2 separate regions of the Homo sapiens genome follow, and region 1 is linked to region 2. Evidence: read pairs that join two places in POLR2A ChIA-PET (ENCODE). Cell type or tissue: GM12878. All regions are shown on one strand. Each heading gives the region's core, and the rest is flanking DNA. Links, peaks and the distances in the headings are about the cores only. Region 1 holds the start of LOC124901782 (a long non-coding RNA gene). Region 2 overlaps INSIG1-DT (INSIG1 divergent transcript).

What was found. ChIA-PET counts read pairs that join two places held together with the same protein. Peaks named below come from ENCODE experiments on the same cell type or tissue, not always from the same donor. Only the 100,000 strongest peaks of a DNase experiment are listed, where the experiment ranks them.
Region 1: POLR2A ChIA-PET joins it to region 2 with 5 read pairs; 25 of 35 experiments call an interaction of 5 or more read pairs at or near these places.

What each region holds. Positions count from the first base shown.
Region 1 is chr7:155,188,612-155,203,955 of GRCh38, reverse strand. LOC124901782 (a long non-coding RNA gene) reads left to right here and starts at 5,501. Exons shown (of 2, transcript XR_007060602.1): 1 at 5,501-6,694; 2 at 6,969-8,371. RefSeq lists an enhancer at 4,823-6,022. In GM12878, for the core only: no CTCF peak of the experiment used is centred there; a DNase peak (open chromatin) is centred at 4,866; H3K27ac peaks cover 1,052 bases.
Region 2 is chr7:155,275,209-155,290,552 of GRCh38, reverse strand. INSIG1-DT (INSIG1 divergent transcript) reads left to right here. Exons shown (of 2, transcript NR_183448.1): 2 at 1,689-1,957. Among named protein-coding and RNA genes, the nearest start is that of INSIG1, 15 kb to the left of the region's middle. In GM12878, for the core only: no CTCF peak of the experiment used is centred there; a DNase peak (open chromatin) is centred at 6,572; H3K4me3 peaks cover 288 bases.

The DNA.
Region 1 (15,344 bases), core at 4,541-9,540, 87 kb after region 2:
CCTGCATGAGGCTTCTTTACCTGCTGTCTGTCCACCCCAAGGCAGGAGCTCCCTGAATGCTGGAGCACCAACAGCTCGGTCCCTGCAGAGTCCCAGCACCCAGTGAAGCCACTGTGAGGAGGACTTGGGCCTCAGGATGCACGTGCAGCCATGGAGACCCCACGGGGCGGCCCCTCGGATGATCCTGGCCTTCTGGGTGGTCCCCGAGGGTTTGTTTCTTTCTGGGACTTTCTAACAGGAGGTCCTGCTCCTTGCCGCCGACTCAGCCCTGCCTGTAGCTTCCACAGTGCGTCAGAAGTCACCGCTCACCTGATGCTGGGAATCCTCCTCCCAGGGCTCTGGAAAATTCCACCTCAGCCTGACAGACTCTCCCTCCCGCACCTGCACAGCCCCCGGGGCTCCGGAAAATTCCACCTCAGCCTGACAGAGCTCTCTCCAGGCTGGTGCGGGTGGGAATAGGCCTGAGAAAGCCTTTTCTGGGTCACAGGCAGTCCTGAGTACATGCTGACTGCAATGTACCCACCTGACCCACTGACCTCAACCCCTGACCCCGACCCCTGACTCTGGGGACATGGGACCCTCCCCTCAGGAGGTCTGGCCTCACCTCACTGGCTAGGGGCCCACAAAAGCAGGAGGAGCCACTGTTCACTCCACAAAGCCCTAGGCCAGGAAATGCACCCACAGGGCCAAGGGAGAGCAGGGAGGGGGAACTCCACCATGAGGACCCTTGGGAATCAACCACCAACTCCCTTGTGGGTGTGGTGGCTGCCACAGTCCAAGCACTGGAAAGCAGGAGAGGGAAGCCCGGCCCCTCATCTGAGTGAGGCAGCCAGGCCCCCGATTGGGGCTGAGCCAGCAGCAGGGTCACCCACCAGCAGCAGAACCCTGATCCAGACTCAGACTCCAAACCTCAAGGGCAACCCCCAGCCTTCCACCCTGTGTCTCCTCCCCACTCAGCTGGGCTGTCTGTCTTCCCTCCCTGTCCCTTCCCCTCCCCCTCTCTCCCAAATCCCCTCCTCTCTCTCCTGCTCCTCCCAGAAGCCTCTTCTCACCCGAGGGTCCTCCTTCAGGCTCACTCAGCCCCACAGCACTCACCCGAAGGCCATCCCTGGTTCAAGGCCAGCACTGAACACTGGGGCGTTCAAGGGCCCTGGGCCCTGGCGAGGGTGGTATGTGCCAGCACACCCTGAGCCGCCTGTGCAGAATCCCCCTAACCTCTGGCCACTGAGTCTACCTGGCGTCCTCTGGGGAAGGTGCGGCTGCGTTCCAGTGGGGGCTGAGAGAGGGGAAGCATCCCGGGGCCCTCTGCCATCAAGGGGCACATGCAGATTTCCTCAGCTGCACTGACTCCAACCTGAGCACCCACCCTCCCTCACCTGTACCATGAGGTCCCGGAGGGCAGGGGCTGAGGGTCATCCCTCTCCCTCCAGGATCTGTGCTCAGTGCTGCGTGCTCGGCCATGACTCCTCAGGCATGCTCACCTTGCCCAGCTCACCGGGCAGACAGGATCCTGGGCTGGGCTTCTTTGTGGCCCTTGTGCTTTGAGCCTAGAGCACAGACTGCAGGGGAAGCTGCCTGCTTACATAACACCCTGGATACCCTGATCTTTGCAGCCATCTGAGAGCCCCAGGCTCACACTCACCCGTCTTTTTGGCAGCCAGGAGATGTCACCACTGTATCTTCTGCAGAGCTGGAGTCAGCAGCAGTAGGAGCTTAGAGCTTTAGACCAGCGAGCCACAGCCGGTCCTCCTCAAGGGCCTCTCACCTTGCCTGGTGTGCTAGGGGTCCCCAGAGAAATAAAACCAAAAGGATATATAGGATATATGCATAGAGAGATTGATGATGAGGAATTTTTCATGCTGCTATGGAGGTGGAGGCTGACAAGTCCAAAAATCAGCAGTTGGCAAGCTGGAGGCCTGGGCGAACCACTAGCGTAAGTTCCAGTCTGAGTGCAGAAGACTGCCAGCCCGGCTTGAAAACGGGCAGAGAGGGCCTTCTCCCTGACCAGTGCTTTTTGTTCTTTTCAGGCCCCCAGCTGCTTGGAAGAGGCCCAGCCATACAGGGAGGACCACCTGCTTTGCTCAATCCACCGATTCAAATGCTAATCTCATCCAGACACACCCAGAATAATGTTTAACCAAATATCTGGGCATCCTGTGGCCCAGTCGAGTTGACACGTTAGAATGAACCAACACACTGGTGAAGGCTGCCTGGGCTCCTCCCACTCCCAGGCACCAGGCCTCGTGTGCTCGGTTTTACTGACTCCATTTCACTGATTTTACCATCTCAAGGACAGTCCTCTGTGGAAGTTCTGTCACTGTGGGTTCTCCATGAAATTGCCAGCATTTGGCCTGAGTGACCTCCCAGCTCTGCTAGCTGATGCTGGTCCCGGGGTGCCTCTGAGCAAGGCAGGCGTGGTGGGGCTGCCCCTCTGCAGCTGTCCGCCAGGGTGTCGGGTCCGAGAGGCCTCGGGCTGTAGGCTTGGAGACGTTGCAGGGAACTTACTGCTCCCTCCGCTGAGCCTCAACCATAGGAGCCAGGATTCTTTGATGGGACCCCATCTTCATGGTCCCAGTTTTAAGGCTGTCTGATTGTTTTTATGACTTTACTTTCCCCAGAAATTTGCTTCCAAGCAGTACCAGCTGAAATCAGCACTTTTTAAAAAGTCAATCAGAATAAAAAACAGTGTTTTATTTTTCAGGTTTTGCCACTTGCAAACCTGAGGCCGCCCGCCTGCTCTGTCCTTCTGAATATGCAACAGCGGAGCCATGAGATGTCAGCAGCGAAGTGGTCTCCGAAACAACCTAGAGATCCAGGAGTTAAGAAGGAATTACTTAGGCAGATAGCAAGGGTATGGGAGTCCTCCATAAGGCTTTCCTTTTTAACGAAAAGCAGCCCCAAATCATTTTCTAACAAAGAGCAGCCTGCAAGCTGGGAGCTTGCACGGGTGAATGCTGGCAGGAACTAAAGACTAGACATTTTCATTTATCTATCTATCTATTTATTTATTTATTCATTTATTTAGAGATGGAGTCTTGCTCTGTTGCCCAGGCTGGAGTTCAGTGGTGCGATCTTGGCTTACTGCAACCTCCACCTCCGGGGTTCAAGCAATTCTCCTGCCTCAGCCTCCCGAGTAGCTGGGATTGCAGGCATCTGCCACCATGCCCTGCTAAATTTTATATTTTTAGTAGAGATGGGGTTTCACCATGTTGGCCAGGCTGGTCTTGAAGTCCTGACCTCAGGTGATCTGCCCACCTCGGCCTCCCAAAGTGCTGGGATTACAGGTGTGAGCCACCGAGCCCAGTCAGAGCTAGACATTTTCAAGATGGCAGCTCCACCTTTACTTCTCTGCCAGCCACGTGTTCTGTAAGGAGCAGACAAGATGGCCCCTATCAACTGGAAAACCCATTTGCATAATAAGAGCAGCCTTCCCCACGCACTGTGTAAACCTCATACCTGATCGAACCAATCTGTGAGCCCTACGTAAATCAGACACTGCCTCCTCAAACTGGACTATAAAACACAGTGCATTCACCACCAGTGCGTCCTTTCTGCTTGGAGACCCCTTCCTCTACAGAGGAAGCTGTTTCTCTTTCTCTTTTCCCCCTATTAAACCTCCACTCCTATACTCCTCTTTAGTGTCCCTGTCCTAAATTTTCCTGGCAGGCGACAACAAGCCCCAGGGGATCTACCCCAGACGACGTAGCTGCTTCACTGGGATACTGAGGCCCAGAGAGGAAATGAGAGTCTCAGGACTCATTCCATACCAGCGGGTCCATCGGCCATTCCCTCTGACCTGCCCAACACAAGCTCTTCTCCAGCTATTTGAAGAAGGGAAGGAAGTGAGAAATACACTTTAAGCAGATATCAATGTCAGTTGAGATAAACATCAAGCTTTATTGACTTAAGAGGTAAATATTGATAGAACTGAAATGCCAAATCAATATTTACCTCCAGGGATGCTATAGCCTGAATTTGAAGTTGGGCTATGTGCACATCAACGCATCTCCAAGTCCCAACGTCTTCATAAGCAGTATGTGATCATTTCAGTGATGGGCTAAAGTTGAAAGGTGTGGTGAGAGATTTCCAGAGGGTCCTCACACGGAGGTCTAGGGAGAAGTTCATGATCACCATGAGGGGTCATCAGCACAGACCCGGAAGGTCAACGTCTGAAAACTACATCACTGGCACAGAATGGCGGGGACCCAATTTGCTTCACTTTTTGCTGAGCACTCACCTGACAAAGCATAAGATTCCAGCCGGAAAGGCACTGAGCACCTGTTTGCCAGGCCTTGTCAGCACCTTGCCGTGCAGAGCCTGCACCAGCCCTGAGATCAGGGAGCAAAGAACCCATGCCTCTGGCTCGCCTGGCTTCTCAGCCATGGGAAAGGCAGCCTTCACTGGGACAATGGCAGTGTTGTTGGTCATTGGCTTAGAAAGAGGAGTTTTAGAAGATGTCAAGGCCAAGAAAAGATTATGAGAGAAAAGGAACCAAAAGTTAAAATTGGGCAATTCTATCCACTAACTTCCCCTGCTGTGAATTGGGAAAAGTTGGCACTGCGCTGTCTTTAAGGGGTGGGCCCGTACCCAGCCTCCAGCATCCTGGAGTGTGTCTGTGAACCTGCTTTGTTCTATCAACTATGCTTGATGGATAAAGACACTTAGGCTAAGGAAGCTGTCCTGCTCCCTCAGGTTTCCACACATCCTCGTTTTCTGCTTCTATGCCTAGTAAGTTTTCCACTAGAGCAGTAATTCCCAACCTGGCTATACATTAATCAACTTGAGATGCTTAAAAACAACACACACAGACGCCTCCACCACCCCCATCTATTGCATGTGAATGTCAGTGGGGAATTTCCTGGGTGATTCAGAGCACAGCCTTGGTTGAGATGAGATCTGACTCTCAGGCTCCCTTATCGTGGGATTGGTGGGGGAAGGGGCTGTTTTTCAATGCTCACGAGCTATATTTGCAAAGTGTTTTGTGGAAGGTCCTAAAACTCAAAGGGTCTTGAGCTAAAACCAGTCAGCAATAAGAGTTATCCGACACTTATGGAAGAGTTCCAGGGTGAGGACTTGGGTCAGCTGCAGGATGCTTGGATTGGAGGTCACTCGCAAAGAGGGGTCACCTGTGCCTTGTTCAATTCAGTGACCGCCGGGTTAAAGTGAGCATCCTGGTGGCTGTGGTGAACACTGGGGTGTGGGGCCCATATCCGCCTCGGGCTGAGGCCCTCATCGCCTCATCGCAAGAGAGCTGCTCTGCCCAAGGTCATGTGCCCCTCAAGGAGAGGGTCCCATGTGGGGCAGCGCTGCAGACCAGCTGCACGCAGAACTCAGGCAATGGTGGCTAGTTTGATCCTGGTGGCCAGCACTGAGGATCATCGTCAACTGTGATGAGGATAACCACACCTCTCTTGGCTTCCATGTCCCGGTCTGTGACGTGTTGGGTGACTCCTGATGAACCTCCAGCTCTCTTCCTGCTCTGCTGTCACGAGGACTGATCAGACCAGTTTCCGGTGAGCATGGTGACAGGGTTGCTGTACGAAGTGGCCCTGAGGGGCTTGGCCACCATTTCTGAGGGTGGGTCAGGCCTCCGGCCCACAGCGATCCTCTGCCTTCCTGCGTAGTCATGCCTGTCACTCAAGGAAAAACGTCCGGATGACACGTGACACAGCACTGAGTGATTCGGGGTGAGCCCTGGGGAAGGAAAAAATGGGGAAGGTGGTTTGGGGATTTTCACTCTTCTCCCTACATCTGTCTTAGCCTAAGTTTTCTTATCTGTGAAAGAGTTCTGAGATTTTTCGTCGCCAGATGTCTTTATAAAGAGTAAATGAGATCACATACAGGCTGGCCTTGGAGATATTGTGGGTTGGGTTCTAGACCACCTCAATAAAGTGAATACGGCAATACAGTGAGTCACATAAAATTTTTGGTTTCCCAGTGCATATAAATTTATGTTTATACTATACTGTAGTCTATTAAGTATGCAATAACAAGATGTCACTCCAATGTCTCCAGACATTGTCAAATGTCCACAAAGGGTCTGTGTCCAGCAAGACCGTGGAAGTCAGACCTAGGACAGGAAGTAAGGAGTGCAGTGTTGTTAAATATCTATACCTGATATGGATATTTAAGTCTATCAACTACTGTATTTATATTCTCAACTCTAACATTTAATGTTTTCACTATTGTTGTTTCCCTGAAATTCTATAATTCACTTTGTATTTCCCTCTGACTCAAAAGTTGGTTAATAAGGAATCATACGATTTCTAGGTCAAGGCCTTTTTGGTTTTGTGACTTTCTTATCAATTTCTAGTTTCATTGCATTGTGATTAGAAAATGTTTTCTGCATTATCTCTCCTCTTTAGAACTAATTGAAGTTATTTGTGTGGTTTATTAGTTAATTTTGGAAGTGTCCCATGGTCACTTGGAAAGACAATATAGTCTATATTTTTAGGATTTAAAGTTTAGTAGATATCCCTCAGGTATACTAAATTGATCATGTCATTTTGGTCTTTTATATCATTACTTTCTTTTGTACATTTGCTCCAACCTGGGCTGAGAGAATTTGCATTTTCTATAAGTGACCACTGGTACCAGCCAAGGTGGAATACGTGCACTTCCGTCTACCGTCCCACTGGGAACGCTGAAAACTCTGGGAGGAACATAAAGAACAACTCCCTGAGCCCTCTAAAAAGTAAGTAACGACAAAAGGATGGGCAACTGATGTCAAAACTTGATAATGACCCCAAATGGGGGTGAGTTTTGCCTTGTTCCTCTTTCTTTGTCTCTTAGCTCTGACCTGAGGGTGGGTTGAATCTCAGAACTGTGCAGTGGGCCCAGAAGACAAAAATCTGGGATAAAACCTCTCTTTCCAGCCAAAGGACCAGGAAAAGGGACCCCTGCGTGCCAGGGAGTGTGGGAGAAATTTTCACTATTCTTTTTCTTTCCTCTCTTGACCCTGACCCAAGGCCAGCTCCAGCTGTGGAGCTGCACCACTATGCTGCTGGTCCTGGTGCTGGAAGCCCTGAAACTTTGATGAAAGACCCAACTCTCCAACCAGAGGAACTGGAAATGGAGTGGGGTGAATCCCTGTTTATTTCTTCCTCTTTACTGTTGCCACTTGGCTCCAAAGATGGCCCCAGTCATGTGGAACTATACAATAGCACAAAGAATTAAAAAGCTAAGAAAAACCTGATTTTCTGGACAGAAGAAAACTGGAAAAAGAGCTCCAGCTGTTTTAAAAATGGGGGGATAATCCCTGTTAATTTTTTTGTCTTTTCTTTTACCAATTTATTCCTAAGGTAGTCCTAGTCACGCAGAGCTGCATGGCAGTGCGGGAAGCTAAATCTTGGAGATAACACTATCTTTCTGTCCAGAAGAACCAGGAAAGGAGAGCCCTGAATGCCAAAAATTGTGGGAGATATCCTGGAAATTGTCAGTGAACTTGAAGATTAATCAATAGGAATTACACAGCCTGAAGATTGAGAGAAAAAAAAATGAAACAAAAACAGAGCCTCAAGCACCTGTGAGACAATATCAAAAAGTCTAATACTCTTATTATTGGAGTCTCAGAAGAAGAGGAGGAGGACACTGGTGCAGAAAAATATTGAAGAAATAATGGTTGTAAACTTCCCAGACTTGATGAAAAACGTATATATATATAGGTTCAAGAAGGTTAACAAACTCTAAACAAGATAAACTTAAAAAAAATGCATTGTAAATGAAAATCAAAGGTAAAGGAAAGACAATTAAAAGCAACCAGATAAAAACAGTATACTATGTATCAGAGAAGAGTACTTTGGATAACTGCAAATTTCTCATCAGAAAATAGGAAGCAGGAAGATGGTGGAACAACATCTATAAATTACTGAAAGAAAATAATTGTCAACCCAGAATTCTATATCCAGCAAAAATATCTTAGAAATGACAGTGAAATAAGGACATACTCAGATTAAGAGAAAGTAAGAGAATTTGTCACTAACAGACCTATAAAAGAAATGCTTAGCCAAGTTCTTCAGGAAAAAGGAAGATGATCTGGAGGAACACTTGGAACTTCAGGAATGGCATTAGAGCAACAGAAATGATAAATATCTGGTAAATATAATGAATTCTTTTTCTCTTTTTAAATTATTTAAAATGTATATGACTGTTGAAAGCAAATATTGTAACATTTTCTGGGTATAATTATTACTGAGATGTGGTACATATGACAATTATAACATAAGGAGAGGAGGATAAATGAACCAATAGAGTCATAAGCCTTCTATAATATACTTGAAATGGTAAGATATGAACTCTAAGTGGACTATAAAATGTTAAATATATGTATTGTAATCCCTAGAGAAACTACTAATAAACTGATACAAAAAGATATAGCCAGAAAGGACAATGGATTATTTAAAATGGAATAAAAAATATATTCAAATAACCCAAGGAAGGCAGGACCATGGGAAGAGGGTAACACAAAGCAAAAGAAATGAACAAAATCTCCTATAAGCCATGTGTTTTTGCCTATTTTCTTTGTCTTCTCTGTAATTTCTGCTTTTTGAAAGCCTCTTTTACAATACTTAGTCTGTTGATATTCATTACTGCTAATTTTTTTTATAAATTATGAGGCAAAATGATTCAAAGTACCTTGACTTTATTTCATTTAATGTTTTTTGTTTGGCTGAAAAACTACCTTGTTTCATACAAGGACTGAGACCCCTGCTTTTTCTGTTTTCAATTGCAAAGTGGGGACTGATCCTGGCATCTGTTTCACATCAGCCGGTGGATTAACATGTTCATAACAGGTAAAACCCCTATGCCAGGCTTCCTCAACCTCTGCCTCATTGACACTTTGGGCCTGGTGATTCTCTGTGGCAGGGGCTGCCCTGTGCCTTGTAGGATGTTTAGTAACATCCCCGGTCTCCGTTCATTCACTGATGCCAGCAGCACCCTCCACACCCCTCCCCAGCTGGGACAATCCAAACTGTCCCCAGACATGGCCAAGCTTGTCCAGGGGGATGAAGCCTCTCTGGATGAGAAGCACTGACCTGGACAGTGCGGCACAGGTTTGTGCTGTGTGCTTGTTCGCCATGGCCTGCATATCCCAGCTCTGTCCCGATGGCATGGAGCACGGCGGTGTACCCTCCACCCGGAGTTGTCAGGATGATTAGGACGCCCCATGCTCCCAAGGCTTTCCGCGAGGCTGTCATGACTACACAAACATCCTGCAAAGTTGCAGCTTTCAGCCCCTGCAGCACCCCGATCCATTGCCCCTCAGACCCTGCTCAGGGGCAATCCACCCCTAGTGAGGGCGGAGGAGGTGGGGGAGGCGCTGGATATGAAGCCACTGTGTAACACACAAAGCACTATTCAGAAATCAGTGTTACTATCTCTCCCTGGATGGCACAGAGTGGATTAAGGAGCAAAGACAAATTGCTGGGCTCTTGCGACTCTGACCTCTGGGTCATATTTGCTTCTCTGCGAACAATGCAGATTGTCCTCCTGCAAGCTGTTTACAGCTGAGAATAAGCAGACGGCGAAGCAGTTAGTCTCCTTCAACCTTGGCTGTTGCATCCTTAACCAATGGTAACACCTTCCTCACATAGTGCTGAGAAAGAAATCAGGCACTTATTAAATTGTAAAGCACTGAACAAAGTATAGGCTGGTATACTGATAATGATGCATAACTCTGTAGCTCTGGGGTTAATTCTCAAAAAGCACCTTCAAACTTTCTGATTAATAATAGCGCTATCCCACTAAGAACTTAGCCTCCTTACCAGATGCACACTGGAGAAAGTGTGTTCAAAGGATTCACTGTTGCTTGTTGGCTATACCATGCATTATATATCATGCTCCAACTGGTTTTAATACGACCTTATTTGCCTCTCCAAATTCTTTATAAGTAAAGGATGATGCAGTTAAAAGAAGGAGTAACAATGAACTGTGCATCAGACGTTGGGTGAACAAGCAGGCCCAGGCCCCACTAGAGGGTGATTCAACTCAAGAGAGTGGGAGGAGGATAGAAGGAAACAGGGAATGTGGCTTCCACACTGTCCCCTCCACAGCACAGTGTCTGCCCCCATGCCATGCTGGTTTTGCAATATCACCTTCATGAGTCTGTCTCTTTGTGTGATTTTGAAGCTGTTCTGCAGACACTATCATTGCAGCATCTTCTTTCATTTCCTTCTCCGGAAATTAATAACATTTGCTTCTTAAAAATAAACCTGAAAGAAAGCAATTTTATGTATGTGTTAAGTTACACTCTAGATTTAGAGCTTGTTCCACACATTCCTGTTCTGAAAGGGTCCTGGGCACTGAAAACTCTAGGCTGTAGGGTTGAGGATGTGGAGAAGGGACCCGCTGAGCTCTGAGGATGGTCTGCGGTTGGAAGCCGGGGGTCAGTGCTCAGAGGAGCAGCCCCACATACCCCATCTGGGTGGGTGCTTTGTAGTCTTCTCATGGGGAGAATGGGCTCCTTCCCCTCCGCTAGTGCCGGGCTGGCCCTGAAGCTTGCTCAGGGGTGGGAGGGATGAGGCTGGGTAACTTCCTCTTCAAATGCCTGGGGCTCTTGCTTCCCCATCCTGGGAACTGTCCTCTTGGAGGCTAGCACCTTTGTGAAGTCTGACCATTGGGACTGCCATGCTGGGAGGCAGCCCAAGTGCAGCGCAGAGAGTCGGGGTGTGTGTCCAGTTGCCCTGTGGTTCCAACCGTCTCAGCTTAGGCATGTGAGGGAAGGTATTCGCGTCCTGGGGTGGCTGTAACAAATCACCACAAACCAGGTGGCTGAGAATAACAGAAATGTCTCCTCTTGCTGCTCTGCAGTCCCGAGGTCTGGAATCAAGGTGCCAGCAGGTCCCACTCCCTCCAGAGGCCCTGGAGAGAATCTATCTTTGTCTCCTGGTGGCTGCTGAGATTCCTTGGTTTGTGGCTGCATCCCCCAGTCTCTGCCTCTGTCTTCAAGACCCTTGTCTGTCCTCTGTGGTGCTTCTGATTTCCCTCTGCCCATCTTATGGGGACACATGTGACTGTACCTAGGACTCCATTGGATAGCCCAGGATCAGCAACTCCTCTCGAGGTCCTTAACTTCATTGCGTTTTGCTGTACAACATAACAGACCCCAGTCCCACTGGCACCTCCTCCTCTGATTTCTGAGCTCCCACTGTCTGCACCAGTGGCTTGAAATGTTCTACGTATTTCCTGAAATGTATTTTGTATTATTTAATCTTCAGGTGTTGCTTTTGTGGACACCGCTAGATTGCTTGCTCCCTGAGGTCAGGGGCTGTGTCTCACGGGGCTAGTTCCTCAAAGACACGGGACACAGACTGACTCCAGCATCTGTCAAAGATTCCTCCACTTCTGACACCATTGAAGCAGAGACTCCCTTCCTTTCTCCTCTCACACAGCCTCTTTTCACCTGAAAGAGGTTTCTACTTCTCAGGTTTGGCAACAAGCTTAGGTTCCTCTCTTTGACGCTGTCTATGGAATCACAAATGCCACCTGCCTCCCCTCTCAGCCTTCATCTTTCTGGATGAAAGAGTCTTTCCAGTTTTCCTCCCTCCCCACGTGCATGCCCCGGCTTAGGGTAACCATTCCCTGTGATGCTGTGGACATCATTTCCCCAGGGGTTAACCTCAACCTCATCTCAAATTTCTCTCCTGATTCAGTTAACTACTTGAGTAAACCTTATAAACTTAACAGTTAAATATAAGACTCTCATACAAATCTGGAATGAACACATCAGAGATTTGCTTAGCCCAGACTGGGAAAGGGCAAAATTGTACAACTGGTTCAAAGAGTGGCTGACAGAGTTTTGTTTCATCAGCCAACACAGCCCCTGTAAAGGAAGTCTGCTAAGTTAGAGGCCAAAGTGATCAATATCCTACCGCAAACTAAAACCACGGCCTTGGGGGCCAGTAGTTTCAGTGATTTCATTCTCCACCAGACTGAAATCATTTGCATCTCTACTGACAAAATATCTACAAATTAACATGTAACTTCACAAAGTCTAGGCCCTAATCAATGGTAAATAGCAAGTCAAATGAAGGTCCAGTCCTCCCCAAAAATAATGAAGCCAGCCTGGGGTGGACTTGAATGATGGGTGGGTCTTGGCTGTATGGTGACTGCCAAGCACTGGGTGATTTTCTTTTTTTTCTTTTTCACTTTTTTTTTTTTCTGAGATGGAGTCTCGCTCTGTCACCCAGGCTGGAGTGCGGTGGCGTGATCTCTGCTCACTGCAACCTCTGTCTCCTGGGTTCAAGTGATTTTCCTGCCTCAGCCTCCTGAATAGCTGGGATTACAGGCATGCACCATCACGCAGGGCTAAGTTTGGTGTTTTTAGTACAGACGGGGTATCACCATGTTGTCCAGGCTGGTCTGGAACTTCAGACCTCAGGTGATCCACCTGCCTTAGCCTCCCAAAGTGCTGGGATTACAGACATGAGCCCCCGTGATCGGTCCGCGATTTTCTTATACATAGGATAGATGGGGTGAACTCAGTGGGTGCTGGATGGATTGACGGAGGACCCACCCTATGTATAGACGGCCGGGATGGATCCTCTGTGAAATGTAGTTTTAAAGACTGGCAGGTTTCCGACCCCTGACCCTGTGCCCTGGGCCTGGGCACCCACCCGTCCTCTGCACCTGCGCCTCTCAGCAGCCCTAACTGCAGAGCTCTGCTCCCGGACCCGGCCCCCGTGGCAAGTGGGAGGAAGGGAAGGCCCAGGGCCAGAAGCCGAGGCCACAGGTCAGCCCCCACCCCCACACACCTGTAATGTAAAATGCCCATTTAGCCAAATTTAAAAAGTAACCAGAAACAGGTGGAATGCATGTTAATAATGTCCTGTTTAATCCAGTCCCGCTGGAACATTAGCATTTCCACATGTAATCAATTTAAAAAGTCTCAATGACTGGCTCGCTTTTTTTTTTTTCCTACGGTCTTCAAAATCTGGCGTGCGTTTCAGTCGCCGCACGTCTCCTTCGGAGGCTGAATGATTAGCCATTGCAGCAACATGTCGCCCTAGTGGAACCATGAAGGTCCATTTAAAGGAAAAATAACGTACATAGCTTCCATCTTTCAATCTAAATTCATCAGAATAAAACGTTAGGGGTTCAGCCTCTCTGGCCGCGTCCCAGGTGCGCACCAGTCCCGCGGCCGGAGCGGGAGAACCAGCGCGCGCCGCCGGGTGTGAGTGCCGCTCAGTGGCCGCGCTTGGTAGTGCAGGGTCCCGCCCCGGGGTTTGAGATTTGAGCACATTCTCCAGATGTTTCTATGAAGATTTGGGGGTGGGAGTCGGGTGGGAGTGAAAGAATGCACAGAGAAGGAGAGTTGGAAGAAGAAGGGGTGTTGTGTATGTTCAGTTCCAGTTCACCAAATCGCTGCGGGGGGGGGGGGGGGTGATTGTCACAGACGAGGTGGCTTTAACAATCATTTATTTCTTCACAGTTCTGGACCCTGGAAGTCTGAGATCAAGTCCAAGTCCAAATCCAAGATCAACAGGGTTAGTTTCTCCTGAGGCCTCTCTTCCTGGTTTTCCAATGGCCACCTTTATATCACAGAGAGAGAAAGAGAGACAGAGAGAGAAACAGAGAGACAGACAGAGAGAGCTTCTCATCTTCTTCTAGGGCCACAGTCTTATTGGGTTAGGGTCCCACCCTTCTGACCTCATTTAACCTTAATCACCTCCTTAGAGTCCCCATCTCCAGGTATAGTGACACTGGGGGGTTAGAGCTTCAACTATAAATTTGGGGGGACATAACCCTGCCCATAACAGCAGTAGTTACCGCATTCTACAGTAAGCAACTGAGGCACAGAAAGGCTAAGACTTGCCCAAGATCACACAGAGCCAGGGCCTGTCCCACGGGGGCTGGCTCTAGAGCCCGGGTTTCTCCCTTGAGTGTCCTCAGCCTCTTCTTGATCTTCAGTACCCCCACGCCCCTACCCCTACCCCAAACCCACGTGCTCAGAAGCCTCAGCCTCATATCTCTGTTCACCAAATCAGACCCCTCCTTTCCCTTCAAGCTTGGATTTCTACTCCCTTAGGCCAGGGAGCAAAGTGTAAAACTTAATAATGGGCTTTGACTAGTCCTGGTTTTTACAAACCCGGTTCACTCTCACAGGCTTGAGTGTGTCATAGCCAGGTGACTGGAAGTTAGCTGGCAGTGTCTATTCTGAGCACGTTAGCCATGAGCTCGCTGACGTTTCTGCAGAACGCCCCTCGCTGGGCTATGTGCGGCGTGCGGGCCACGTCTGAGGGGGATGTGCTGTCGTAGACCCAGCACAGGGTCTGCCCAGCTCAGAAAGGCCTGCTGCAATTTGATTTTTAAATGTAAGCGCATTTTCATTGCACACGTTCACTCACTGGTTCATATGTGTGAACTACATTTGTTGTCACTCTAAAGTTGAGGAAGAGGATGTGTAAAATCTGAAGGTGAAGCTGGCAGTGGGCCTTTGTCCAGATAGAAGTGGATCCACTTTTGTTCAGCTCACCAGGCAGAGGCGCCTCCGCTCTCATGCCTGAAATACGAGATGATACAGAAATAGTAAGCTGCTTACAAACTGGTGATACTTACTGGCCTTGCAATGAAACAAATTCCTTGATGATGCAATATCAACCCTGGATTATCCAATATCAACCCTGGATTATCCCTAGAACAGTTAGGGCAGGACTTGTTGGAAATGCAAAATTTCAAGCCCCAGCCCAGAATTACTGAGTCAGAACCTTGGGGCAGCCCAGCCGTCAGTGTCCACGGCTCTGACGCATGTTCGAGGTTGAGAACCACTTTCCTAGAGATCAAGTCCCATTCCCAGCAGCCTAATGCAATTCGGGGTCTTTACCTTAATGCAGCCTCTCCACATTGCAGCTGGGCAATTAGAATGACACTGAATGCACCTTCACAACTTGTGTGGCAACACGACTCCTGCTGCAGGCTGCAGTGCAGTGCTGTCAGGACAGCGAAAAGCCTGTGAGGAGATCTTGGGGAGCCCTTCACTGCCTCGGGGAGCAGCCCCAGTCAGGCCAGGCCTGGAGCCTGCATAAAATGTATTTATGTCAAGGCTGGTGGGTCGCTGTGTCTCTGAGACACAACTCACATTAGCCAAGCACGCAAGATGGGCACAGAAGACCAAATGCCATTGGCTGTCTTAGGCTAACATGGGAATTGACTGTATGGGGACCACAAAACTCAAAGTCCCTTCCACAAAGCAATACTCCCTACAGGCAGATCCAAGTCAGCATCAGAAAGTTGTCTAGGGCAGCTGGGATTGGAACTTGGAAATAACAAGAATTGAATATCTAATGTCTTCAGGGTTGGGGAGAGGTTAGAGAGGAAAAAGGGTGTGTGGAGGTGGGGTACAGGTA
Region 2 (15,344 bases), core at 4,230-9,229:
GAAGAAATGGAGTCCTGAAGCAAGCAATGTGCTCAAAGCTGTGACAATGCTGAGGGGCAGAGCAGGGGTTCAGATCCAGCCTCCCTGAGTCCATAGCTGGGCTCCCCGCACCCCCATTGCTCTCACCCCTGGAGTTCCTGCTGTGCCCCAGGCACTGTGCTAGAGATACACAAGGGCTCTTGCTGCATGGTCCTGGAGCTGCTCACAAACTAATGGGGGAGAAGGACCTAGGAGGAGGCTCCCGGCACTGCTGTGACAAATGACCACAAACACGGTGGCCCTGCACAGCACGCATGTGTCATCTCAGAGCTCTGGGGGTTGGGTGCCTGAACTGGGTTTCGCTGCAGTAAGATCAAGGCGCTGGCAGGCTGGGTTCCTTCTGGAGACTCCAGGGGGTCTGTTCCCTCGCCCTTCCCAGCACCCAGAGGCTGCCTGCCTTCCCTGCTCATGGCCCTGTCGTGGTATCACTCTGGCCTCCTGCTCACTTCGAAGGGCCTGGAGTTAGGTGGGACTTGCCTGAATAACCCAGGTAGTATGAGCTGAGTGTCTGTGTCCTCCCAAATTCATACGTTGAAAGCCGCACCCCAAGGCAATGGTGCCAGGAGGTGGGGCCTTTGGGAGGTGCTGAGGTCATGAGGGTGGAGCCATTGTGAATGGGGTCGGGGCCCTGAAGAGAGAGCCCCAGAGAGCTCCCTGGCCCCTTCACCATGTGAGGATGCAGGAGAAGGCGCCATCTCTGAACTAGAAAGTGGCCCTCGCCAGACACTGTCTCCCAGTGCCCTGAGCTTGGACTTCCAGCCTCCGGCACTGTGAGAAATGAATATCTGCTGTTTATAAGCCCAGTCGCTGGTACTTTGTTAGAGCTCCCCGCATGGGCTTAGACACCAGCAGAATCTCCTCATCCCAGGATCTTTAATCGAGTTTGCAAAGTCCCCTCACCATGTAACATCACACATTCACGAATTCCAGGGATTAGACTGTGGACTTTTGGGAGCGGACTGATATTCTGCCTACCACAGACATGAAAACATCATTTCGATGCATTTTGGTGATTTTTATCATAGAAATTCATAGACAGGCGGTGCTATGGAAACACAGAAGAGGGACAATTAGAAAATGCCTCTCAGGAGATGTGACATTTGAGCTCAGTCTCGAAAGATGAATTTGTCACCCAGAGAAGGAGCAAAGCCATTCCAGCAGAGGAACAACTTGCGCAGAGGCGTGAGGCCCTCGGGGGATTCTGAGCACGTGGGAGACAGAGTGGAGAAGTCAGCTGGGCTGAAGCCTGGGGACAGGCTAAGCAGCTTAGCCTTTGTCCCGGGAGCTGGTGTGGCTAAGTCTTTTTTGATCATCTGTTTCAGTTGGCTGATGTTTACCTTGTTCTCCCCAATACATATATCAATGTATTTACTACATATATATATATATATAGCTGTCCTCATATCTTATATGCACTACATGATATATTATAAATAGATATTTAATTACAGAGCCTCTTGAATTTTAGCCGAACCAGCTAAAGACTGGGCACCAGCTAGACTGAACTTCTCAGCGGTTGGTGTGGCCATGAGCCTAAATTTGGGCCAGTGGGCAGTGGGCAGGTGGGTTGTTTGCAACTCCCAGTCACTCTCTGAAGATGAAGGCGCTTCCCTGGACTCCCTCTTGATCTCTGTTTTTTCCTCCAGCAGGGAGTGTGGGTGTGGCAGCAACCCAGCATCTACCATGCCGACCATGTGCCATGCCATGCACCGCGTGTCGTAACAGGACAACAGAGCAAGAGACCCAGCAGACAGGGGTCCCCAGCAACCTCATGAAGCGCCATCCACTCACCTCCAGACAGTCTGGGGAGAGAGACTGAAACTTCTGTCTAAGCCACTTCATCTTTGATCTCCTTGTTTTTGTGGTTCAGGTTGTATCTTAATAAATAAAACGTGTTTGAGTTCATGTTTACATCCAACCATTAAAAAAGTATATTTTGCCATGAGATAAACAATGAGACCCTGCACGAGATGAAATATTTCCATGGTCACTCGTCATCTCCTTACAGAGAATTACTAAGATTTTATTAAAACAGTGTAGATTATGAGAGTATGGTGACTCTAAAGTGAAGTTTACATTCAGATGACCCCCAGGCCCGCGTATGGAGCTCCGGTTCTGTAGCTGAAGATGGGACAGAGGTGCAGGGAGAGCTGCAGTCGCGTTCTCGGAGGCATGGCCCCGTGTTGATCGGACACGTCATGTTCAGTCAGTGCCATGCAGGTGTGCAGCGGACGGTCTGGCTGAGGCCGGGGGTGCCACGGTCCCCCCGTCTGCTGAGTAGTAGCAAAGCTGAATATTTTCCTGGAAACATTTTGTGCGCCCCTGGGGTGTGCTGCTGGGGACAATGGGAAGTCTTTGGAACTCAGGAGCAGCGCACGCTTGGTATTTGTGCTGGAAGATGACCAGCCACAGACTGGAGATCAGGATGGCCCGAGACCAGGGCCACTGCTGACCCTGGGCAGGGAGGACACAGTGTGGCAGAGGCCTGCATTGGTGGGATGGGAGGAGGCCTTGCTGGAGAGCTCAGAGGTGGAATATGGTGGTCTCATGTGGCTTCTCTTACCACAGACCCCAAGACAAAGGTGCCCACTGGTGGGAGGCTATGACCATTGTGCTGAGTCGCACGACCTGGAGCATCTCTGAGAGAGCAGAACTCACCGTCCCCACTGCATAGCTCTTCAGGCCCAGGGCTTTCGAGGAAGAAACAGGTGATCATCTTCCACCTGGCAGCTCCCAGGAGACGGGTGGGGTCAGTGGACCCTGTTCGCAGAACTAAAGGCGGGAAGACCGTGGCTTCCATTCACCTCCTCAGAAGTGAGCCAAGGGCCCTGGGCTGGCGACAAGGACTCTAAGGAGCTTGCGGGACCGTGCGGTGTTCGTGACGACAAGGACTCTAAGAAGCTTGCAGGACCGTGCGGTGTTCGTGACGACAAGGACTCTAAGAAGCTTGCAGGACTGTGCGGTGTTCGTGACGACAAGGACTCTAAGAAGCTTGCAGGACTGTGCGGTGTTCGTGACTTCCCCTTGCCTGTTGTTTTTAAAATCTTTTGTTAGTTTCTCTGTAGTTATTGGCAGAAAAATCTTTATTCGTGCCCCTGTTCAAGATTAGCAAGAAAGAGGAAATGTGGAAAAGCCACATCCTGTTTTGCAGCCAGGCTTGTGTGTGGTGGAGGGACAGGGGACAGGACCCTACGGGATGGGATGAAGAGGGATAAAGACGGCCTGGGATGGAGACGGTGGGAAGGCGCCTGTGATTCCTTAGAGCAGCACAGGCGGTGCAGAGGCTCCAGCTGGGGTCTGGAGGATGAGGCTGCCATCAAGCTCCACCATGGGCCCTGGGGAGGGGTAGGCAGGGCAGGGGGACAGCCAGAGGATGGGGAAGAGGAATGGGTGTACCATAGACCTACGGTGACATGGAACAGGCACTAGTAGGAAGGCAGCCGGGTGTTTGGGGGCCCGGGCCACAGCAGATTTCAACAATAACATGGACAAAACATGGAAAGAGCAAAGAAGACAGTGCAGGTGGCCCACAAGCACATGGAAAGGCACTTAGCTTCACCAGTCAGCAGGGAAATGCGAATCAAAACCACAGTGGGTCGTCACTTCACACCCTTTAGGATGGGTATTGTAAAAACAAAAACCAGAAAAGAACACGCACTGATGAGGGCGTAGAGAGATTGGAACCCTTGTGTGCTGTTGGTGAGAATGTGAAATGATGCAGCTGCTCCAGAAAACAGCACGGCGGTGTATTAGTCAGGGTTCTCCAGAGGGACAGAACTAATGGAATAGATACATATATATGAAGGGGAGTTTATTAAGTATTAACTCACACAATCACAGGGTCCCACAATAGGCCGTCTGCAGGCTGAGGAGCAAGGAGAGCCAGTCCCAGTTCCAAAACAGAAGAACTTGGAGTCTGATGTTCAAGAGCAGGAAGCATCCAGCACGGGAGAAAGATGTAGTCTGGGAGGCTAAGCCAGTGTCTGTTTTCACATTTTTCTGCCTGCTTTATATTCTAGCCGCCGTGGCAGCTGATTAGATGGAGCCCATCCGGATTGAGGGTGGATCTGCCTTTCCCAGCACACTGACTCAAATGTTCATCTCCTTTGGCAACACCCTCAGAGACACACCCAGGATCAATACTTTGTATCCCTCAATCCAATCCAGTTGACACTCAGTATCAACCATCACAGGGGGTTTCTGAAAAGAAATAAAAGAAAGAAAAGAACTACCATGTGAGCCAGCAAGTCTACTTCTGGGTGTTTGCACACAGAAACTGAGTGCAGGGCCTTGAAGAGATACGGGTACCCCCGTGCCCCTCACAGCAACATTCACAAGAGCCAAGGGTGGAGATAACCCAAAGTCCACTGATGGGTGAATGGGCGAGTGAGCAAGATGGGGCCTTTCCGTACCATAGAATATCACTCAGCTGTAAACAGGAAGGAGATGGAGGAAACTGGAGGATGTTATGGTGAGTGAAATCAGCCAGTCGCAAAAGGACAAAGACTCCTCCACTCATATGAGGTCCCCAGAGTCGTCAGATCACAGAGGCGGACAGGAGAGTGGGGGGTGCCGGAGTCTGGGGGAGGGATGGGGCATGAGTGTTTGGTGGGGACAGAGTTTCCTTTCAGAAGATGAAAAGGGTCTGGAGATGGATGGTGGCGATGGCACAACGATGCGAGTGTGCGTAATGCCACAGAACTGTGCACTTGAACATGATTAAAGGGTAAGTTTTATGTTATATATGACTTACCACAGTAAAAAAAATACGGAAGGAGGCAGAAATGACATCGGCCTGGTTCTTCCTTGACATTAGGTCCTGCCGGGACCTATGTTCCATAAGTCCCTGGGGTTGGAGTGCGAAAGCGATGAAGAGGAGACAGAACAGCAGAGGGGTGAGGGCAGGGGCATCGTCTTTGGGTGCAATGCTCTGTGCTCTCAGCTGCTGGAAGCTCCAGCGGCATCCACAAGGCAGCAGGTCCTTCATTAGGCTTCTTTGTCCTTCTTGAGCTTCTTCTCTGCATATTCTCTGGCCTCTCTTCCCTGCCCTCTCAGGCCTCCATCTGTGTGCTGTCATGCTGTCTGCACTCCGGAGGTTAGTGTTTGCTAGAGCTGAGCTTCATTGCAAGAATTCTCTCTGTTCTCATCTCCTTCATCTCTTCTGGGTCACCTGGTGATCCAACAATGTGTCCCTTGATTGAGTTCTCCCAGGGTGAGTCCCCCAGAGGTCTCATCCCCTGTGCTGGTCTCTCTCCCTTTGCTCTCAGTCTCCTGATCCATTCTCTGCCCTTCTGGGTCCTGCCTGGCTCCCCAGGCTGCCTGCTGGCCCACTACCTCTGCAGGTGGTGACAGCAGGTTGAGAGGGTGAGAGAGGGAGGTTGGATGCCCGTCCTGCTCCCTCCTTGCCCAGCCCTCTGTCTGCAGCAGTGGCTGTGCCCCCATCCCTGGACAATAGCTGCTCCCAAGGTGGACCCTCCCAGCTTCCCACTTAGTCTGCAGCCCTGAGGATGGGAAGGTGGGTCCGCTTGGCTCCTTCCTTGGTCTGCAGCCCTGGGGAAGGGAATGACTTCCTCTGTCTCCTGTGTTTGGTTGCCTCACCAGCCCTTGTTTGTTCCTTCACCCTGGCCACACCTCTCCAAGTAGTCTTTTCATTAATGCGTCTTTCCTTAGAGGGTCCAGGGGACTTCTGGTTCCTGCTGGGACCTGGAGGACTTATCACTACTTCTTGTCCCACTCTCAGCAAGCTGCTTTCAGGAAGAACTGACCCCTCTGCAAGCCTGGCTGTCCTCAGTCCAGGTTCCCAGGGATGACACGGAAGCCTCTGAAAGCCATCTCTGGGGCTAAGGACGTGGAGGCTGCTGCGGACATGCAGGCTTCCTCCCACTTAACCCAAGATCGCTGGGGGGCCGTTGCCTTACACCAGGGCAGGGCTCCCTGGGAGCTTGGACACGGAGGCACTGGGCCATTTAATAATATTAGAAAAGCCCATCCAGGCGAGGTGGCTCATGCCTGTAATCCCAGCACTTTGGGAGGCTGAGGCAGGTGGATCACTTGAGGTCAGACATTTGAGACCAGCCTGGCCAACATGGTGAAACCCCATCTCTACTAAAAATACAAACATTAGCTGGGCATGATGGTGCACGTCTGTAATCCCAGCTACTCGGGAGGCTGAGGCAGGAGAATCGCTTGAACCCAGGAGACGGAGGTTGTAGTGAGCCAAGATCATGCCACGGCACTCCAGCCTGGGCGACAGAGTGAGACTCTGTCTCAAAAAAAAAAAAAGGAAAAAAGAAAAGAAAAGCCCAAGACAATAAAAACATGATTTGGTTTTGATGGGATGGGGTTTTTTGTTTTGTTTTTCCTGTACTTGCACCAATAGGTACAGTAGGATTACTGAGAGTGGGATTAGGAGACACCAGGGTGACAGCCAGGCACCACTAACCCCAGCAACTGTTTGAAAACCACATTCTTTAATTTACAAGGCAAGACATACGGTTTGCCCACAGCAAGGAGTTTCAGCCACACTCTAGAGACTGCATATGATTAGGGTTGAGTGCACCTAATTTAGAGAATGTGTTTATTAAGAGTGTGAAAAATACTATGGGAATTTCATTGCATAAGCGTGAATAAAGAATTGAGATATGTTAGAAGTGGGAAATGCCCTGGAAGGTTGCCTTAAAAAGCTTGTTTGTTTTTAGTGACATAAGTAATTCATGCAGAAAAGCCAGAAAACACAGAGAAGTAAAAACAAGAAAATAGAACTCACCTATACTCCCCAAACTCAGGGCTGGTCATAGTTAGCATTGTGGCATATACACTACCAGGTTCTTTTGTGACATAATTATACATGTAAATTTATGTACCAGTTTTGATATGTAGAACCATATACTATACAGATTATTTTGTATCCTGTTCCTTAGCCTATCCCTTCCCCAAGAATTCAGGGCAAATATTATTCTGTGACAAGAAATACCTTCTCAGCTGGGCACTGTGTCTCACACCTGTAATCCCAGCACTTTGGGAGGCCAAGGCGGGTGGATCACTTGAGGTCAGGAGTTCAAGACCCGCCTGGCCAACATGGTGAAACCCCGTCTCTACTAAAAATACAAAAATTAGCCAGGCGTGGTGGTGGGTGCCTGTAATCCCAGCTACTCAGGATTCTGAGGCAGGAGAATCGCCTGAACCTGGGAGGCGGAGCTTGCAGTGAGCTGAGATTGTGCCACTGCACTCCAGCCTGGGTGACAGAGCAAGACTCTGTCTCAAAAAAAAAAACAAAAAAAAAAACCTTCTCAACAACATTTTTACTGGCTACATAAGGGTGTGTGTGTGTGTGTGTGACAGATTAGTTACCTATCTAATATTGTTGGGCATTAATAGACCATTTCATACTTTTCAGTATCGTAAACAAAGCTGCAACAAATATGTGTGCTAAGTGTGTACACATCTTTTATTCTTTTTCCTTAGGATCAATTCCAGCACTGTCTTCTGATAAAATAACCTGGTTGCACAGTCAACCAAGTGTGGTGAAATTCTTTCTCATGTGTGATCCTCCAGCCTGGCTTCTGCCGCTGGCATCAGATGCCCTGGGGGTGCTGCCTCTGGACAGGCTCTTCTACTTCCTCCGGTGGGCACGGGGTGCCATCAGTCATCAGCTCGGCGTCACCAGTCCCCTCATCCATTGCTTGTGGGACAAATGGCTCTTGTTCTGCTTTCCATTCATAATGATTTCCTGTTTCCCTTTTTAATCAGAGCTCGCCTAAAACATCTTAAGCTGTGCTTTAACAAGAAACCCTTAAACTGTACTTTTAAGTATTCAATAGCAGTTTTTTTCCTTAGTGTGTTACTCTTACTAGAACATTCTATATGTATATAACTAAGGAACTGTGTGTACGACAGAGCTGAGAGAATTCGGCAAATCAGAACAAAATGACAACCCCTCCTCACCCCAGGCCATTGCGATCCAGAAGCAAAGAATGGCAGGTAGGTTAACAGCAGTAAGTTTGGTTAAGGTTTATTATGTGAAGTTTTATCATTGCTCTGCTGCTGAATGGGTCGCATTGGAGGCTGACACCTGGCTGCAGGTAAAACAGGTTACACTGGAGGCTGTCTCCTCTTGCTTAGAAGTAGAGGTCATCTGTTCCTGCAGAGAAGTCACATGGCACCCACACACCCCAACTCCTAATGGTTCTCTCCCTTTGGGTGTGACCCCCTGGCCAGAGAACAACAATGCCCCAGTGCGTGGGGAAGGGTGAGCCTGGTCTCTTTTCTTAACCCTTAACGTGTAGACATGTTTACACCCAACACTCTCGTATCTGAGGAGGAAATTACTCCAATACTTAATTAAACTACTAAGTTAACAATTTCAAAGATTTTACTTAGTGCAAAAAAGAAAGAAGAACTTCATTAGCCAGATTCAACTGTTATTTAGCAAAATTTAATACACAGTGAAAGCAAGCTAAATCTAGCCTCAATGAAGTGACCTATTCTGTTTATTAATAGCACTGTCTTACTTTAAAACTGCGAGTAACAAAAGCAAGCTGAACTAATTTTGTGTTGATACACTTTATTATCACTAGTATTGTGTGTTGAGATCACAGCGATGGCTATGACAAATGAGGTGATGAAATGTCATCCCATTCCACACCGAGTCTACAACTAAGGATCCAAGCATAAGAAACACTTGGAAAATTCTGGGTTCTCCAAAGTGGACGGGGGCATGGTTTAGTGTGCCAGACGTCAGAAGCCTACCTGTGGGCTGCTCCAAATGTGGTCCTGGTATGGAGGTCCAGCGTGTGGACCTTTTATCATTGCACTGCTGCTGAGTGAGTCGCATTGGAGGCTGACACCTGGCTGCAGGTAAAACAGGTTACACTGGAGGCTGTCTCCTCTTGCTTAGAAGTAGAGGTCATCTGTTCCTGCAGAGAAGTCACATGGCACCCACACACCCCAACTCCTAATGGTTCTCTCCCTGTGGGTGTGACCCTCTGGCCAGAGAAGGTCCACACCCTGTGGGGTCACTGAGAAGGCAGAACCTGGGGCCCCACTCAGACCCTGGCACCGGAACCGAATGTCAGTAGTCTGGTGATTCGTGCATACATTAACCTTTGAGAGCTTTGCTTTCGATGGAACTTGATAAATATTCCTTGAAGATGCTGAATTTACCACTCTTTGTCTTTTTTATGTAATGAGGAGCCAACTGCTATCAAAAGAGGCTTGTTATCCTCAACAATGCTGAACAATTACTACATGTTTTTGGTAAGTATGATGTTGTAGTAGGCACTTTTGAAAAAAAAGAGGAACACATTTTTTTTCCTTCCCAAATAGGCTGAGTTAAAATAATTAACTGGCCTCTTACACAGGGGAGGGAGATTTCAAAAAGCCTCTTCAAAAAAGAAGCCTTCATCTAATTCCTTTAAGTTAACGAAAGTCAGAAATTTAGGAACCAGCAGAAACAGGTTTTGAAGGTGCAAGAAAGAGAGGATTACTGAGAGAATGCGGTGTCTTAGGATGGGTGGTATGGAGTCACAGGCTTCTCCAGACCGGAAAATAAAATAAAATAATGAAATAAAAGTCTGCAACTTGGGGTGGGGTGGAGGAAACTAGAGCAGCAGAGTAAGAAGTGGAGGAAATTCTTTGTCTCACAGCCCCATCAGACTGAGTCAGTGCTGAGAACCTGTGTCAAGGAAAAGGAAAGTGGCTCCTGTGATTAATTCGACAGGCGTCACCAGAGATGGGGCTGGGGGTGGGGAGGGCTGCCACCCGCTGTGGGGGAGACCCTGAGGTGAACGCAGGCTTCTCCCCAGACCTGCACACGTCCCTGCAGATAAGAGTGGAGAAAGCTCATGTCTCTGGGAAAGATACAAATTCTTGTTTCAGGTAATGCAGACTCACAGGCAGCCCTGCTGGGCGCCCAGTGTCCCCTGCTGGGAGCTCCACACTCACTCCACAGTGCACGCATCTACACAGCAAGACCTCACTTGGGGTTGTCCATAGGTTCTTGGAAACTGTGACTTTAGGTGAAACGACACATATCAAACATCAATTTCTCCGGAGGCTAATTGATATAAACAAGAGTTACATTCCTATGGTATAGTTCTGGCCACAAAAACATCACCAAAGAAGCACACTTCTAATACGAAACACTGAAATACATGTGAGCTCTACGTGCATTTAAGAAGGTAAGATCGCCCTGTCTGGGAAGTGAGGAGCACCTCTGCCCGGCCCCTGCATTGTCTGGGATGCGAGGAGCGCCTCTGCCCAGCCGCTGTGCAACCCTCCAAGTGTGAAGTGACAGCCTTGTGTGTGATCTTTCTGCCCTCCCCAAGTTTGCATTTTCGACATTAAAGTTTACTTTTTAATTAAGTTTTAAATTGGAGAATATACATTTAAAGTAAAAAAAAAAAAAGTAAGATCATTACCCAATTTCTGGTGAATCTATGAGTGACCAGGTCGTGGAGGGGCTGCGTTAAATCAAAAATAATGTTGGCCAAGCCAAAGCTCTGAAGTGCCTCCCCCTATCATGTGGTTTCAAAACAAACAAGAGCCAATTCTCAGCCCGCTGGGCCTTTCCTACTGCATCTGGTATTGTCCTGCATCTCTGTGTGAATACCGTATGCTTTACGAATTTTTATTTGACAAAATTTGTATCCTTTCATTTTCCAACCTGCTTATTCCAGTTCAGGGTGGCAGGGGGCTGAGCCCATCCAGGCAGCTCAGGACCAAGGCGGGCAACCGTCCTGGAGAGGACGGCATCCCATGGCAGGGCACAGTCACACTCACACTCACTCAGATGGGGATGTGCCAGTGAGCCTCATGTGCACAGCTTTGGGATGTGGGAGGAACCCGGGGTACCTGGAGGAAACCCACAGCACATGGGGAGGACATGCAGGCTCCACACAGACAGTGGCCCCTCTGGGGATCAATTATTTTTTCTCATCCATGTTATAACTACCTTATCACTAAATGATGTTGAATGAAGGACTTTAGTGAGAAGTGTGCCCTCGCCCATCTGTGACACTGCGGCTGGCTTTCCTAAGGGCTTGCTTATGAATCTGCTGTCTCTGGTCATTTCATCTTTCTGTGTGCAGGCAAGTTGCTGATTTTTATTTTCTGAAATAACTTCTAGAATCAGAGTGAGGTCCGTAGTACCTTGCTAGTGCACCCTGGCTTCAGATTAAAATGTATTGACTGCAAGAATGTAAGACCATTCCCTGGCTTTATAAATAATACTCTGTTTCAAATGTTTCTCTTACTGGACATGAACTTCAGAACCAGCTTGGGATCAACCACATCACGTTCAGAGACAAGCCTCCCAAATGCTGCGTGATGGGGAAGCTGACCGCCCTTTGCAACCATTCTTGACTGAGAGCCATGGGTGGGGCTCGCCGTGGGTGCTGTGAGAGCCGCACCCTGGGCGGAGGTTTCCAGGGCTTCAGCTGCAAAGTGCTAGGAAGACTCAAAGGGTAGGGCCTGAAAGCCCCTCTGAGAGGCAGCAACACAAACCCAGGGGAGGGCTCTGTGCGGACTTATATACTCGTGCCTCTGCTTAATTCATCTAGAACCCCTATGGCTGTTTACATAACAACTATAACACTTCATGCGGCTTATATGTATGTGGAGGTAACACATAGGCCACTAGGAAGGGGGACAGTGGTAGATGGACCTTTTTTAGGTGCAAAGTTCTTGGCTTTATGTGAAGTGAAGCAGTGTTAACTAAATAGGCTGGGGCAAGCTAAGGATGTACATTGCCATCACTAAAGCAACCACTGAAACAAAAGTGCAAAAGAAGATATAGATTATGATGGGGTGGTACAAAAGTGTTGGAAATAAACGGTGGTGATGGTTGCACAACATTGTGAATGCATGCAGTGCTACTGAATTATACAGTTTATCCACGGTTTTCACCATTTGGGAAGTTTTATGTCATATATGTTTTGACATGATAAAAGAAAAATTACAAAACATAGCTTAAAAAGCCGATAAATAGAAAGCCAATAGGTAAATAAAAATGGGATTGTAAAAAAATCAGTCAACTCAAAAGAAGGCAAAAAAGGAAGAAAACAGCAACAACAACAATGAAACTGAGGGACAAACAGAAAGCAAATCTCCGAATGGAAGACCCTGAGCCATAAGGAAGATCACATTATATGCACTGGATTCCACTTTCCAAAGAGAAGGCAGAGATACTCAGAGTGGATAAAAATGCAAGACGCAGTGCTACGCAGAGAAGCTGAAAGAAAAGATGGAAAAGGCAAACCACGCAAACAGCAGTGGGAAGAAGGCTGGAGGGGCTTTGTGAATATCAGATAAGATCCCTGAAGACGGAGCGTTACCAGAGACAATGAGGGATGTTCATAATCATGAAACGGTGTGTTTACCAGGAAGACATAACAGACATAACAACCAACAATGTATATAAGCCCAGTAACAGAGTTTCAGAATCATGAAGCAAGCCTCAACAGCGATGAGGGAGAAGCAGGCAGACCCTGGGCCAACTTCCTCGGAGGGCTGCCGGGTGCACAGGGCTGGGGTGTTAGTACAGGGGTCCTAGTCGACACCCAGCTATGCACGCTCTGCAGAACTGTCTACAAACCAAGAGAAAACCCCTTTTCCCCTGCTGTGATCAGAAATCCTGACTTTAATTCCAGTTGCAGTGTGTGTGGCAGAATGTGGCCCGTGAGTCAGAGGTTCTGAGTTCCGGTTGTGACTTGGCCACTCAATTCGTGACCTGGAATAAGTCATACACTTCGTTGAACTACAGTTTCCTTAAAAGTCAGTAGACAGTTTAAAAAGTCATCAGATAATGTTTAGGACCATTTCCACCTCCAGGAATTGGATACTCATTCTGGGCTTTGGATATTTTAACCATTTTTACAAAAAGGTATGAGGTATACAGTTTTATTGCATAAAGTCTTTGAAGAATTATCTAAGTAAAACCATTTCCCTTGAAAGCATATTGAGGAAATTTGAATAAGGCTGGAAATATTTTCATAATCTTGTGCTTGCGTAGGAAACACACTAAGTCCTTTTGTGCGGAACTTAACATCTGTGGCAGCTAGATTCCCTCACTAGCTTACCCGCTCCCCACCCTCTTCGTGGAATTGTTGTAACCATAGAAAGTAAATCCAGGTACAAAGCACTGGCTCCGCCTTCAAGCACCTTTGGGAAGTGGTTTCATCTCCAGTGCCTCAGTGCTCCCGTGATTGAGTAAAGGGAGAAAGGAGTCATCCCCAGCTCACAGAACAGTCCTGCGGCCCGGGGAGGCAGTGCCTGCAGACAGCCTGGAGACCCCGGAACCTGCTCGGCCCTCCCCTCCTGCTAGCTTTCTGCAGTTCCCCATCCCCCATTCTGCCTTCTCTCAAGGTAAAATTGTGGTTACAGCAATTAAAGGTATTCAAACACAGCAGAGCAGATTTACTCGATCAGCTGTGATGGCTTTGCAGGCACCAGGTCCTTCAAGGCGAGGCTGGAGGGTGCGGACTGTCCTCCCTGCTGGGTTTGGAAGGCTTCCCTGTTCCTGTCCTCTCTGGTCATGACCTGTGGTGACTGCGTCAGGAGTATTTGTTTGGCTCAGCATTATTGATTTATCCTGCAGTATTCCTTTCCCGAACTGAGAGAGGTCCAACAGCAGCAAGTTAAAGAAAGTCAACCTTTTGGGATATGGCCAAGGAGGCCCTCTTCCCAGAGATTTGGGCTTCACCGGCCACTGCAAGTAGCCTGCAGGGTTGTCATTTTGGATGGCTGTGGGGCAGTACACTTGGAGGCAGGTGGCTGTCTGCAATCCCCTCAGCTTCTTTGAACATGTGTTAAGATACGGTGGCATCTGCAAGTGGAAGCTGATGCTCAAACCGAATCGTGCCTTCACAGCCCCTGGGGCCTCGGTACCCAGATTCTGCAGGTGAGCAGGTCAGGAGTGGGGCCCAGGCTTCTGCATTTCCAGCAAGCTCCAAGGTGAGGCTGAAGCTGTGGGCCTGTGGACCCCACTTTGAGAAGTGGGCTTTAAGGAAACCCGTGTCACAAATGACGCAACCTGCCTTGTGTGTTTTCTTTGTCTCCCATGAGAACGTGAGCACGATTTCAGTCAGCATAGACTTCTACGGAAAAACATTCATTCAGAAACATACATCATGCTGTCTCCTCTCCGCCTCCTCTCCCTTTTCCCTGGATCTCTTTCCTTCAGACGTTGGTAAGCCAGTTTGGGAGACGATTTTAAAAATCCTTATCTGTAATGTATTTCCTTGTGAACTGGGAAATCAGGAGAGCCCTTGAACCATGGAGCATCTGCATCATGTGACGTGCTTATGACAGAAGATAATCAAACACTCCGTCGGCACATTATTGGGCTAGACGCTGCATCCGATGCTCAGTTTCTGCTCTCAGGGAGCTCACTTAAAGGAATCGCTTCAGGAAACGCTTAGTGATCATAAGGCATTAAATATTAGGATAGATGTGTGCCCAGTTTCCTATGTACTGTGATATGTTACTAAGCAAAAATTTGATTTAATTAGCTTTTATTAATTTAAAATTGTGTTTCTAGAAATGAGGCTCGAGAGAACTGCGACATTATCCGTGGTGCAGCTCAACTGCCCTACCCTGGTCTCCTTGGAAGGAGACAGTTTTTCCCACTCATGGTTGCTACCACACTTTTTTTTTTTTTTCAAGACAGGGTCTTACTCTGTTGCCTGGGGTCGTAGTGCAGTGGCGCAATTTCGACTCACTGCAACCTCAACCTCCCAGGCTCAGGTCATCCTCCCACCTCAGCCCCCCCAGTAGCTGGGACTACAGGCGTGCATCACCACACCTGGCTAATTTTTGTATCCTTTATAGTGACGGGGTCTTGCCATGGTGCCCAGGCTGGTTTCAAACTTCTGGGCTCAAGCAGTCTGCCCGCCTCGGCCTCCCAAAATGCTTTGATTACAGGCGTGCACCACTGAGCCTGGCCTGCTACTACACTTCTTTTGATTCTTACAAGCTCATTAACTGGTATTAGTAATATTTGTGAACCTCCCTGCTGAACTATAAATCCTTTGAAGGCTGAATTTATGTCCTAGTCATCTTTGGGTTGCCCACCATACCTGGCACAAAAAGGTGCTCAAAATTCCTCCTTCAATGATGCTCACTACTCCCTGGAGCTTGGAGTTGCTTTGCTCCAAACCAGTGTTAGGTGGGGCCAACTGGACCACAGGAATGGGAGACAGACAGGATTCCTCTTTCCCTTTCCATAGTCCTTCAGGCCCAGGATTTGAGGGCTGATGATGTGTTCATAGATCGATGCCCCAAATTTGAATGCTTTCTCAGTGGACAGG